Linked DNA regions of Homo sapiens: region 2 is linked to region 1. Evidence: read pairs that join two places in POLR2A ChIA-PET (ENCODE). Cell type or tissue: MCF 10A. All regions are shown on one strand. Each heading gives the region's core, and the rest is flanking DNA. Links, peaks and the distances in the headings are about the cores only.

Region 1 (5,393 bases), core at 267-5,266:
ACTATACAACTAATGGTAGCAGATCAATAACAATTTCATGCATAAAACTTTGAAAGCATTATTGTCCACATCAATTGTATAGTTGACTATGTGTTTCTGGGACAATTGGCATATCTTATGTAACACATATGTATGGAATCACTTTTCTAAGCAGTGCATATATTAGGCAAGTGAGTCAACTACTCTGCAGCTACCATACTCTGCTAAGTTAAATCTACCAACTTCCCTTTAGCAAGTGCTCTGAAGTTAATTATTTTAGCATTTAAATGAGGTTTCCTGCAAGGATTCATCAGTGTTAAGTTATAATCATCCAGAAAATGGCCAAAGCCTCAAGCATCAGTGATTTGATATAACTTTATAGTGTTTAAAATTAGTCATAATTAGTGTCTAAATACTTGAGTGGTAATCTTAAGGTCATAGTCCCGTTTATTTTTTATTTTTATCATAGTATACTTATATGTTAAGTACAAAACCAATTTGGAATACACAATTGTGATGCATGTTTTCTCCTATCATTTTATTTTTAACAATGTCAAACCTACAGAAAATTGACAAAAATAGTAAATAAACAGCCATACAACATCTTCATTTGGTTTTACTAGTTGCCAACATTGTCATATTTACATGCTCATGCTCTCTCTCATGTGTTTATATGTACACATATTCACATATATACACACACTTTCTGCAGCTATGCATGTATATATATATATACATGTAATTTTATATATTATATATATGTAGCTGAATCATTTTGGATTTAGATGTACATTTGTAATTTTAGTCTTAAGGCTAGGTCTTATCAAATGTCATGAATAAAATAACATGTTTTACTTCTATTTTAATGCTTGTGTTGCCTTTCCCATGAAAATTTAACAAGGTTAATATAATATTTAGAAATGAAAGGAATATTATCTTTTTTTCAATTACCACAGTTAAGTCATATTTTACTATTTTACTTAAACTAACTAGTATCTGGTCTCCACTACTATATTGCCTCTCCACCTTCCACGCCCACGCCTATTCTATACTTTCAAGAACAGCCTAAGATCTTCTAAAACTGGAATCAAATCATGCCACTGCCTACTTGGATTACTCTGTGATTTCCCATCTCATTCAAGTGTTAAAGCCTACATTCTTAAATGGCCTACAGAAAACTGCACTGACTCCTTCCCTGTACCCCTTATCATCTCTAATTGCTCCTAAAGGACCAGGAAAGCTTTGACATCAGTGCCTTAGCACTTTGACTTTGCTTGTCTATTTTTTATTTTTATCATAGTATATTTATATGTTCTGCTTGGAACGTTCTTTTGTCAATACCCTCATGGACTGCTTCTGTGTTTTTAGATTTTTGACCTATATATTATCTTCTCATGAAGTTTTCTTAGCCAAGGTTTAAAAACTGTTTTTGAAATGCAAGCACTCTCTATCCTCCTTCCTTGTTTAATTTTGATCATGAGTACTTAGCAATATCTAATATATTATATCTTAAGAAATTTATGAACATGCAAGCTTCAGAAGATGTCTATTTTGTCTGCTGCTAAATTGCCAGCCCTGTAATGGTGCCTGCCACATAGGAGGTGATTTCTAGTTTTTTTAAAAAATGAGCGAATGATACAAATACAAATGAAGCAAATAATAAAGGTAATAATATTAAAGTTTAATCATCTTTTGTTCCTATTAGTTTCTTGAAGATAGTGTTAACAATATCAATGCCTCAATTTGGCAAGCATTTTGTGTTTTCCGCCATCTTCCACATATTATCGACTGTATGTTACCTTTTGCTGCATAACAAATTACCCCCAAACTTAGTGCCTAATGACAAAAGTGTTTGTTATCTCAGTCCCTTTGCTGTTAAATCTGGGTACAGCTTAGCTGGTGCCCCTGTTTCTACATCTCTTGTCACATCTCTCACGGGACTCTGGTCAGACTGTCGGCTAACTCTGCACTCATCTCAAGGCTTTCCAGGGCTGGGGGTCTGCTTTCAGGTTCACTTGTGTCATTACTGGCTGGTCTAGGTTCTTACTGCATGCCCACTGTACACGTTTTCTGAGTGTCCTTGTGACTTTGTAGCTGGTGAGCTGAGACAGACAAAGAGAGCTAAAAAGGGCTTTAAGACAGAAGCCACCATCTTTTACAACCTAATCTCAGATGTAACATCTCCGTGTAGCCCTCATCCAGGGGGAAAACATTACACAGGGTGTGAAAACCAAGAGCCAGGGATCACTGGAGGCCACCAGAGCATGCCTAGGGTACTGGTCATTTTATAGATATAGAGAATAAAACCTAGAGATATCAATTTTTCCAGTTTATTCAGTTAAAAGTAAATTAGAGTAATTCTAATTCTCTGCTAATCATCCTTTCAGGATTACTGATAAATTAAAATATAATAATTATTATTCCCAAAATGAACATATATTTTTGCTTTGCTATGTACCAGACAAAATTAAGTACTTTATATATGTCACCGCATTTAATCCATAAAACAACCCTCTATAATAAGTATACTTATTAAATATATTTACAGATAAGAAAAATGAGGAACAGAGAATTAAAATAACTTTCTCAGGGTCATACAGATAAAAAGTGTCAGGGTTAGCATTCAAACCTGGCAGTCTGGCTTGAGAGATTGGCTTCATAAGCCATACTCTATACTGTGTGCCTCTTAGACACAAGAAAACAAAGTAAGTGACTGTCTTAAGCTCATCGGGATTCATTTTGTAACTCTTTTTTAAACTTAAAGCAACAAGAGAATTTTACTGTTATCTTAATGTTTATCTGGTGAGGAAACACATACTACAGGAAAAAAACACCTCAGATTTAAAGTTATATCCATTGGGTATACAGCTCAACAGTGAAAAAATAATAGAACAAATATGTGTTCGTGGTCAGATTGACCCTGAATAGAGTGTCTAATGCTGACTGTGTTGTTCTAGAGTGAATATTGCTTCCCTCTTCCAAAGAAATAAGAAAGCCACACACAGAGAATACCATCCAGTGCATGGGAAATACATATCCTCCTCTCTTTCTTCTTTCTAGTTTATAAAAGTTCCCCTTCCAAATGGCAATAAGTCACTTCAGAGAATGCATTTTCTAAAGGATGATTGCCCTTCTTGAGTAGTGATGCACTTAAGGCAGGCATGCAGTAATCCCCAGAAATGTACTGCCTGGAGTGTCTTATTGCTTAATTAGAGCTGGCACGGGGCCACTTCTTCTCAGCCTTGAATTAACGCAAGAGCAGTGGAAGGAGGCACAGGTATAAGATGTGCTATTTCAGGAGGATATAAAGTAATGGCACAGTGCCAGTCTGCAGAAAACAAAGCCAAACACTCCTGCTACGACAATGAAATATCAAAATGCCTGGCTTCATTGTAGTCAGAGATTAAGTCCATCACTGTGCCCATGACCAGGGCTTAAACATGATCTCTGTTGTTCTAAAAGACTTTATAATCTTCACTCATAGGACCACAGGCCATGAAAGCACCCAGTAATTTGGAAGATATCACAGAAAGTTAATTGTAGGAGTCCAGAAGCTATATGTTGAAGAATTTTAGACCAAGATCACAGACTAGCAAATTATTATAATAAACATAACTTTTCCAAACAGAAGGAGGAAGTCATAATTTTAATTATGTAAACACATCCTCTTAACTTCCTTGAAAAGCCTACCCTTTTTTTTTGTTTTAAATAATACCATACTTTATCAAAGAGCAAACAGCTAGTCCACACCAACTGCATGATGAAACACCATGGCTCCAGCCAATGCCCACCCAGCTTTCCCATCTGCTCAAGGGCCTTCTGGAGAAGTTTGGCGAGCATCAGCAACACTTTACAACATACAGCAAGTTCTACTTTTCCATAATCCCTACATTAGCAACTTTCTATTTAAGTACTGAGACATTCTAGCTGGGGGTCACAGCACCCTGTCAACTAGACCCTTTGTTCTTTCCTCAGTGATTTTTCTGCCTTGCCTAGAGTTTCCATGAAGAATAAGGCAAGCTCCTTAATTGAAACAACTCTTGTCAACAAAAAACATCAACTCTGTCCACTGACAGAATGGAGCATAAGAACAAATCTTTGTTTTCACAATGAATGTCAATGGAAAACTTTATGTGATTATTCTTTAACAATCTTATACAACCATCTGATACTTATATTCTTCTTTCACAACCAGGGCTCTGTCTAAATCAACAGTTTATTGAATACCCACTGTGTTCTCATGGATATAAACCAGCCTTCTCTAGCAGTCACAATGTACCTAAAGGCCTAGAATCTGTAAGAAATTATTACTGGAAGTCAAGACCAGCTACATAATATGTGGGGCCCAGGGCAACATGAGGCTCCACTGAGGATAGAATTCTGTGGTATTACATGTGTGTCATGCCCACAGAGCTGGCCCTGCAGGAAGTCTAAAACATGATATGTGAAATGCAATTAAATACATATGCTCAATAGCATTGTTACATAGGAAGCTTTTTATGTGTCAAGGTAGCCTGTTAATTTAGTCCTTTCTAGTTAATTCAGCAAAACAAGCAAACACCTTCATTTTCCCCCACACCAACCAAAAAAACAGTATCTTAGAACAAGAAAATCTATTCTCAGGTAACTTGTGCTCACACCCTGTTGGCAAGGCTGGTGAATGTAATGACTAAAATAAGAATTTAAAAAATACTATTACGAACGTGCTATAGTCTATTAAAGAGAAAGTGCCATTAATGTGTAAAACCTTTTCAAAATGAAAGACAAGTACCTAAGGAAAAGAAACTTCAGGAGGGGAGGGGAGGAGGAGGAGTCCATAGAGAAAATCTGGCAGAGAGATAGCTTCCTAGTTCCAGTAGAGTTTTCGCAGCATCATGTTTTGTAACTTAACTTTCAGTTTGAAGCCTAGTGTTCACAATTGTAACATCCATAAATACTGCAAACCTTCCACAGGCATTTCTGTTTTTCTTCAAATAGTGTTCATTTGTCCACCGTGTGGAACTGGGAAACAGCTGACATCAGTCTTGACAGTGTTGGAGAGGCAGGTTACAGAGTCCCCTGGTGAAAAGGTACACAGAGCAGTGATGCCATAGGTTGAGTTACCTCATAGCTAAGACCTGCCCAGCAAGGACCGGAGTTAAATATATGTGCTGATAAATGAAGTAATCGTTGATGTTCCAGGCAAGTGTTTCCAAAGCTGGGATTTTACTGGATCATATCAAATGAGGGAGGAGACACAGATGTATCTTCCCAACTGGGAGGGGGGGAACAGTGTTACAGCTCAGAAGGAAACTATGTGTGATGCATATGTGCTCAGTTACACTAAGATGCCTTTCCTTTTCACATATATCTAGAATATGCAATTTATTTCAGTGTTTATGTATTGCTTGATGTTCTATCAACTTGGGAAAAAA
Region 2 (5,393 bases), core at 213-5,212, 110 kb before region 1:
GAGGAGGAGAAGGAGGAGAAGGAGGAGGAGGAGGAGGAGGGGGAGGGGGATGGGGAGGGGGAGGGGGAGGAGGGAGGATGGGGAGGAGGGGGAGAGGGAGGAGGCAAACACTGTTGCTCTTACTGTGTGCTAGGCACCGATCTACAGTTTTGACATATATAAACCCTTTTAATCCATGGGGGGTCATACCATGCATGCAAAAAATAGGTTTATTTCCTAACTAGGTGCACATTCCACACTCATACTTCTACTTACACTGTGCTTTATTTGTAAATGCATTTGCATATAATACATCATTTCTAGTACACATTAGCAAATTTGTTTTCAATTTTCTAATTCACATTCTAGATGGCTCTGGTTCAGCACTAGAAATTTAGCTCATTTTCCAAACATCACATTAATGCATGATTTAGGAAGTAAACAAGAATTGAAAATAAAATCCTCTTGGAAATTCTGTTGTTTTAAAATCTGAAGAGTTCAGTAATCCTTTAAATCTGTAATCACTAAAGAAAGCTATTGTCACTAAATCACATGTAGTTCTACAAAAACCACATAACACAAAGTTCTCCAAAGAATAATTATTGTTAAATGTTGACTATGAAACAATAATAGTATGCTACAAGACCACTTCATGCTATTTTATTTGACATTATTGAAGTCTTTATTCTCTTGCTTAGAATTGAGGTTATAGTAAATCCAGTCATGGTCATAAAATTACCAGAGGTGAAAAAGCAGTTCTCTAGTGTTTAATAAAACATGAATATTTGGCAATATGCATAAACAAGGAGACATATGAATTAAAGCTGGACTGCTAACCTATGAATTAATTTTAGCATGTGATTTATTGCAACCACAAAAATACATATTTGGTGTCTAATGTTTGATTATATTATTACTAGTAAATATAATTATATGATTAGTAGTAAATATAGATGAAAAATATTAAAATTAAAAAGACACCTTTTTTTTTATTTGAGATGGAGTCTTGCTCTGTCGCCAGGCTGGAGTGCAGTGGCATAATCTCAGCTCACTGCAACCTCTGCCTCCCAGGTTCAAGCAATTCTTCTGCCTCAGCCTTCTGAGTAGCTGGGACTACAGGCGCCCGCCACCACGCCCGAGTAATTTTTGTATTTTTAGTAGAGGTGGGGTTTCACCATATTGGCCAGGCTGGTCTCGAACTACTGACCTTGTGATCTGTCCAACTCAGGCTCCCAAAGTGCTGGGATTACAGGTGTGAGCCACTGCACCTGGCTAAAAAGGCACATTTCTTTTAAAATTTTTACATCTCATCGTAATCATCACAAAGAAACTTTACTTAAAATAGTACCTTGATGAAAATTCTGTTCAGTAATCATTTACTATAAGGATCTATAATATTTATGTTAATAGTGGCCTTTTCTTCCTCCCTTAAATGTCATATTTTTGTAAATTCTAGAAAATAATGCTTTTCATTATTTTAACTTTTTTTTCTTATTGATAGCCTTTCTGATTCCATATTTCCATTGTGAGGCTATTTTGTAAACTTAATTCTATCTGTAGAGTATTTGTTTTCTTCTACTTTTATCTTCCAAAAGTATTTAAAACCTTTGTCCTTTAATTTTCAATAACTAAGCTTTTTTAGATGAGATTAAATTCCAACTTTTTAAATAACAATCTGATTTTTAATGAATGATATAGAGAGTTTTTAATGTATTACCTTGTATAACTATTAATAGCACCTTAATTTTCATGGAATTGATCTCCCTTTTTTAAACTGAGAGCCTAGAATGAGCACAAAAAGGTTAACTAACTTGTTCAGCGTTGCAGAGCAACTAGGAAAAGATTGTGGACTGGATCCAAGATCTCCAGACACTCAAAATTTTACCTCAGACTTCCCATGAATCAAGCATACAAAGAAGGCTATACCCTGAACATCCCATCTCCATGCTCCAAACCTTTGGTCTCCTTAAGATTAATTTTTAAATCTATCTAGGAAGGCATTTGTAAATTGTCAGGAGCTGAATAGTGTCTGTCCAAAAAGCCTTTGTGTGTAAACATCTCTGAAAGAGTCAAATGATAGATAGCACAGTGGGCATTTTTTATCTTCCCAGCTTCAGCCATTTGCTAGCTTATAAATTTTTAGAGGGGAGCTACAATGCTGTTGAATTGATGATAGCAACAGACAAGAATTTAGAGACACCAAGATTCCTTCAGACAGACATTCCCCAAAGGAACTGAGAGCACTTAAGAGTTTAAGTGACACCTCTTCTCTAAAATCCCTAGAACAAAAACCTAAAAAAGCCATGGGATCTCAGGGCATCAGGTGTGAACTGACACACAATTCATCCCTTGAATTATATCATACAATTCTACAAGCTTTTACATTCACAAATCATACAGAATATGACTCCATCTATTTTTCTCTGGAAAGCAATTAGGCAAAATCTTTTATCTTCTTTTTATTTTCTTTGATCAAAAAACAGCTAGCTACCGAGGGGAATTTCCCATTAGATATTCTGCATAAGAAATGTCTTCATGTTTATGTCAATTAAAAGATATATTTCTTTTGGCAGTAATTTTGGCATATATATTTAATTGAATTGTTAATTATGTGCTATCAGAGGAAAAATTAAATAAAATTAAAGGTATTCTTGTATGCTCTTAAAAACACCAAAGTATTTTTCTAACCTATCACTACATTGACTTAAAGAATGAAGATGAGACTGTGTACTCTGTTGAAAAATATTAATGACCAACGACCAGGTAGCCTGAGTTCAAATTTCTTATCTGTCTTAAGCCACATTAAAGATTTTGAACAACTTACTTTTATTCTCTGAGCCACAGCTTCTTTATCCTAAACATAGACAGGAAATTGGTAGGTGATTTTTAGTCCTATATTGCTTGTATAGACATAACTTATTCCTAAATACTAATATTCAGCCAGCTATAGAAGGGGGAATAGTTTCAGCACTCAACTGACGTGGTAGATGGCTGGGCTTTCAGTTTAATAATCTCTGACTAAATGGGAATTTTATGCAAAACTAATGAAGTCGTTCTCATTATTCCAAAGATTCACGGGATATCTGGAATCTTCTAAAAACAACTCTTACCAAATGCATTTCGATGAGTTCTATCTACATTTATCAGAAACATATGAAACGAATTTTTCTAAGATTTAAAAATTAAATGAAAGGAACATAACAATGATTTTTGAATTTTGCAAAAGCTAAACAATTAAATCATGTAAGACACTGTGGATTTAAGAAGTTACTGAGTTTTCCCACTCTAATGCTGAGTATATATTAGTTAAAATGGCTCCTTTACTGCCCATGTTATTTCTTTTCCTAAAACTATAAGGGGATTGGGCATATGGTTAGGTTTTTCTAGCTTTTTAAAGTTGTTTGATGTTTAAGGAAAATCTGACTCAAACTCATGAGCTCCGCATGCCTAGAGAAGGCAGTTACCAACACTTCTTTAAGCCAGATGGCCTCCTTAGCATTTGTCAGTTTCCTTGAAAATGTATACCTTTAACTAAAGCAGGGCAAGGTTAAAGGGTATGGATGAATAATACCAATCACCATCAAAAGATAAGACTCCAAGAGCATCGCCTCCCAAAAGTGAACCAGGATATGAAAGACAGTAGGACACATTGATAGTGTCTAATTCTGCAGCATCCAATATGGTAGCTGCCACCCACATATGGTTGCTTAAATTTAAGTTCAAATTAATTTAAATAAAATTAAATTAAAGATTCTGTTGATCAGTTGCAATAGCCATATTTCAAGTGCTGAAAAGCCACGTGTGGCAAGTGGCTGCTGCACTGGATAGTGCATATACAAAGCATTTCCATTGTTGCAGAAATTGGCCTGAGCTGAGCCAGTATACATGCCTGGCATGTAATAGGCACCAGTGAAAATTAAAGAAAATAATGAAGACATTTTGAGTATCCAAGATGAAATGAGTAAAGTTTGTTTTTAGAGAAAACAATTTTTGTTTCACTTTTTACATATTCAAAGGCTTTGTCTCAGTCAATCTTAAACTTTTGGGGATATCTTAATATAGGTACCACACCAGAAAGAATATTAGGCTGGTCAGTTGAATTATTAAAGTGGTTTCTAACAATAACTGTAAAACATAAATTCAGCTCTATTTTTATCTCAATTGTCATTAATACTACCTTGTAGTTTGTATAAATTGAATTATATGAAACTATTTTAGCATACACAACTTTGCACATTCATTTCAGCTCAGAAAACTCTGAGAACTAAAGGTTATCATCCCTATTCTATAGATAGGAAAGTATGTTTATGCCACTGGATGAGTTATTAAAGTAACACTGCTATATTTAAATTTAGAGAAATTATGTGATAATGTATGGTAGCACAACTAATAACAAGGCCTCTCAGGCTTAAGCCCCGTTCCTGTGGCACAGAGTCTGGAACTCTTGACCCTGAATCATGTACCAGGAACACAATACCACAGCCCTTCAGCTGGCAAACTCAACTAAGACTCACATCAAATCCTTTGCATAATAAATAAAGCTGAATCTTTTGCGCTATTTTGAAGTATTTTGAGAATGGTAGAAATAATGAGAAACAGCACATCATTTTAAAATATTTTTGACATTCTTTGTTTAGTAGAGATGGTCAGATGTGATATAGAGAGATATTCATGGGATTTTACATTCCACAAGTGAAGCAGCATAACATTGTGCTCACTAGCACAAACTCTGACAGCTGCTTGGCTTCAAAGTATAAACTACACAATGTTGAGCAAATTACTTAATCTCTCAGATCTCAGTTTCCACAACTGTAAAATTTGAATAATAATATTGCTTCTCTCTAGATTTAAATACATTAATAAATGTAAAGTACTAATAATCATGCTTGGTAAATACTAAGGGCCCCAGAAATATTAGCTGGTTTTTGTTGTTGTTGTTGTTGTTGCTGCAGTTGTGATGATGTTGATGAGGCTTGACATGATAATGACTTCAAATCACTGACTATGAGAGTTTCCAAAGATGGTCCCCAGTTAGCAATGAACCTCCCAGTATTTATGCCTTTGTGTAATCTGCTTCTATATTGGACTGACTGGCTTCAACCAGTGAAATGTAGTGACACCATTCCAGTTTTAAGCCTAAGCCTTTTTAGGCCTGACAGCTTCTCCTGAGCTTTTGAGAGCCCTTGTGTTTTCATATAAGAAGTCCAGCTGACATGATACAGAGATATCATGTAGAGAGAAGATGTAGGAAGACCACAAAGAGAGGGTGAGACCTTGGAGACTAGATAGAAATGAAGAGGCCTGCCCATCCTACCACCCAAGTTCAGCCCAACCTTGCAGCCATCCTGCCAAGACACTGGAAGCCATCTTGGATGTTATAGTATTGGCCACCATTTGATGACAGCTACATGAGT

The links. ChIA-PET counts read pairs that join two places held together with the same protein. Peaks named below come from ENCODE experiments on the same cell type or tissue, not always from the same donor. Only the 100,000 strongest peaks of a DNase experiment are listed, where the experiment ranks them.
Region 2: POLR2A ChIA-PET joins it to region 1 with 6 read pairs; 2 of 35 experiments call an interaction of 5 or more read pairs at or near these places.

What each region holds. Positions count from the first base shown.
Region 1 is chr4:111,770,874-111,776,266 of GRCh38, forward strand. No RefSeq gene overlaps it. Among named protein-coding and RNA genes, the nearest start is that of LINC02945, 340 kb to the right of the region's middle. In MCF 10A, for the core only: no CTCF peak of the experiment used is centred there; a DNase peak (open chromatin) is centred at 3,198.
Region 2 is chr4:111,662,571-111,667,963 of GRCh38, forward strand. No RefSeq gene overlaps it. Among named protein-coding and RNA genes, the nearest start is that of LINC02945, 450 kb to the right of the region's middle. In MCF 10A, for the core only: no CTCF peak of the experiment used is centred there; no DNase peak of the experiment used is centred there.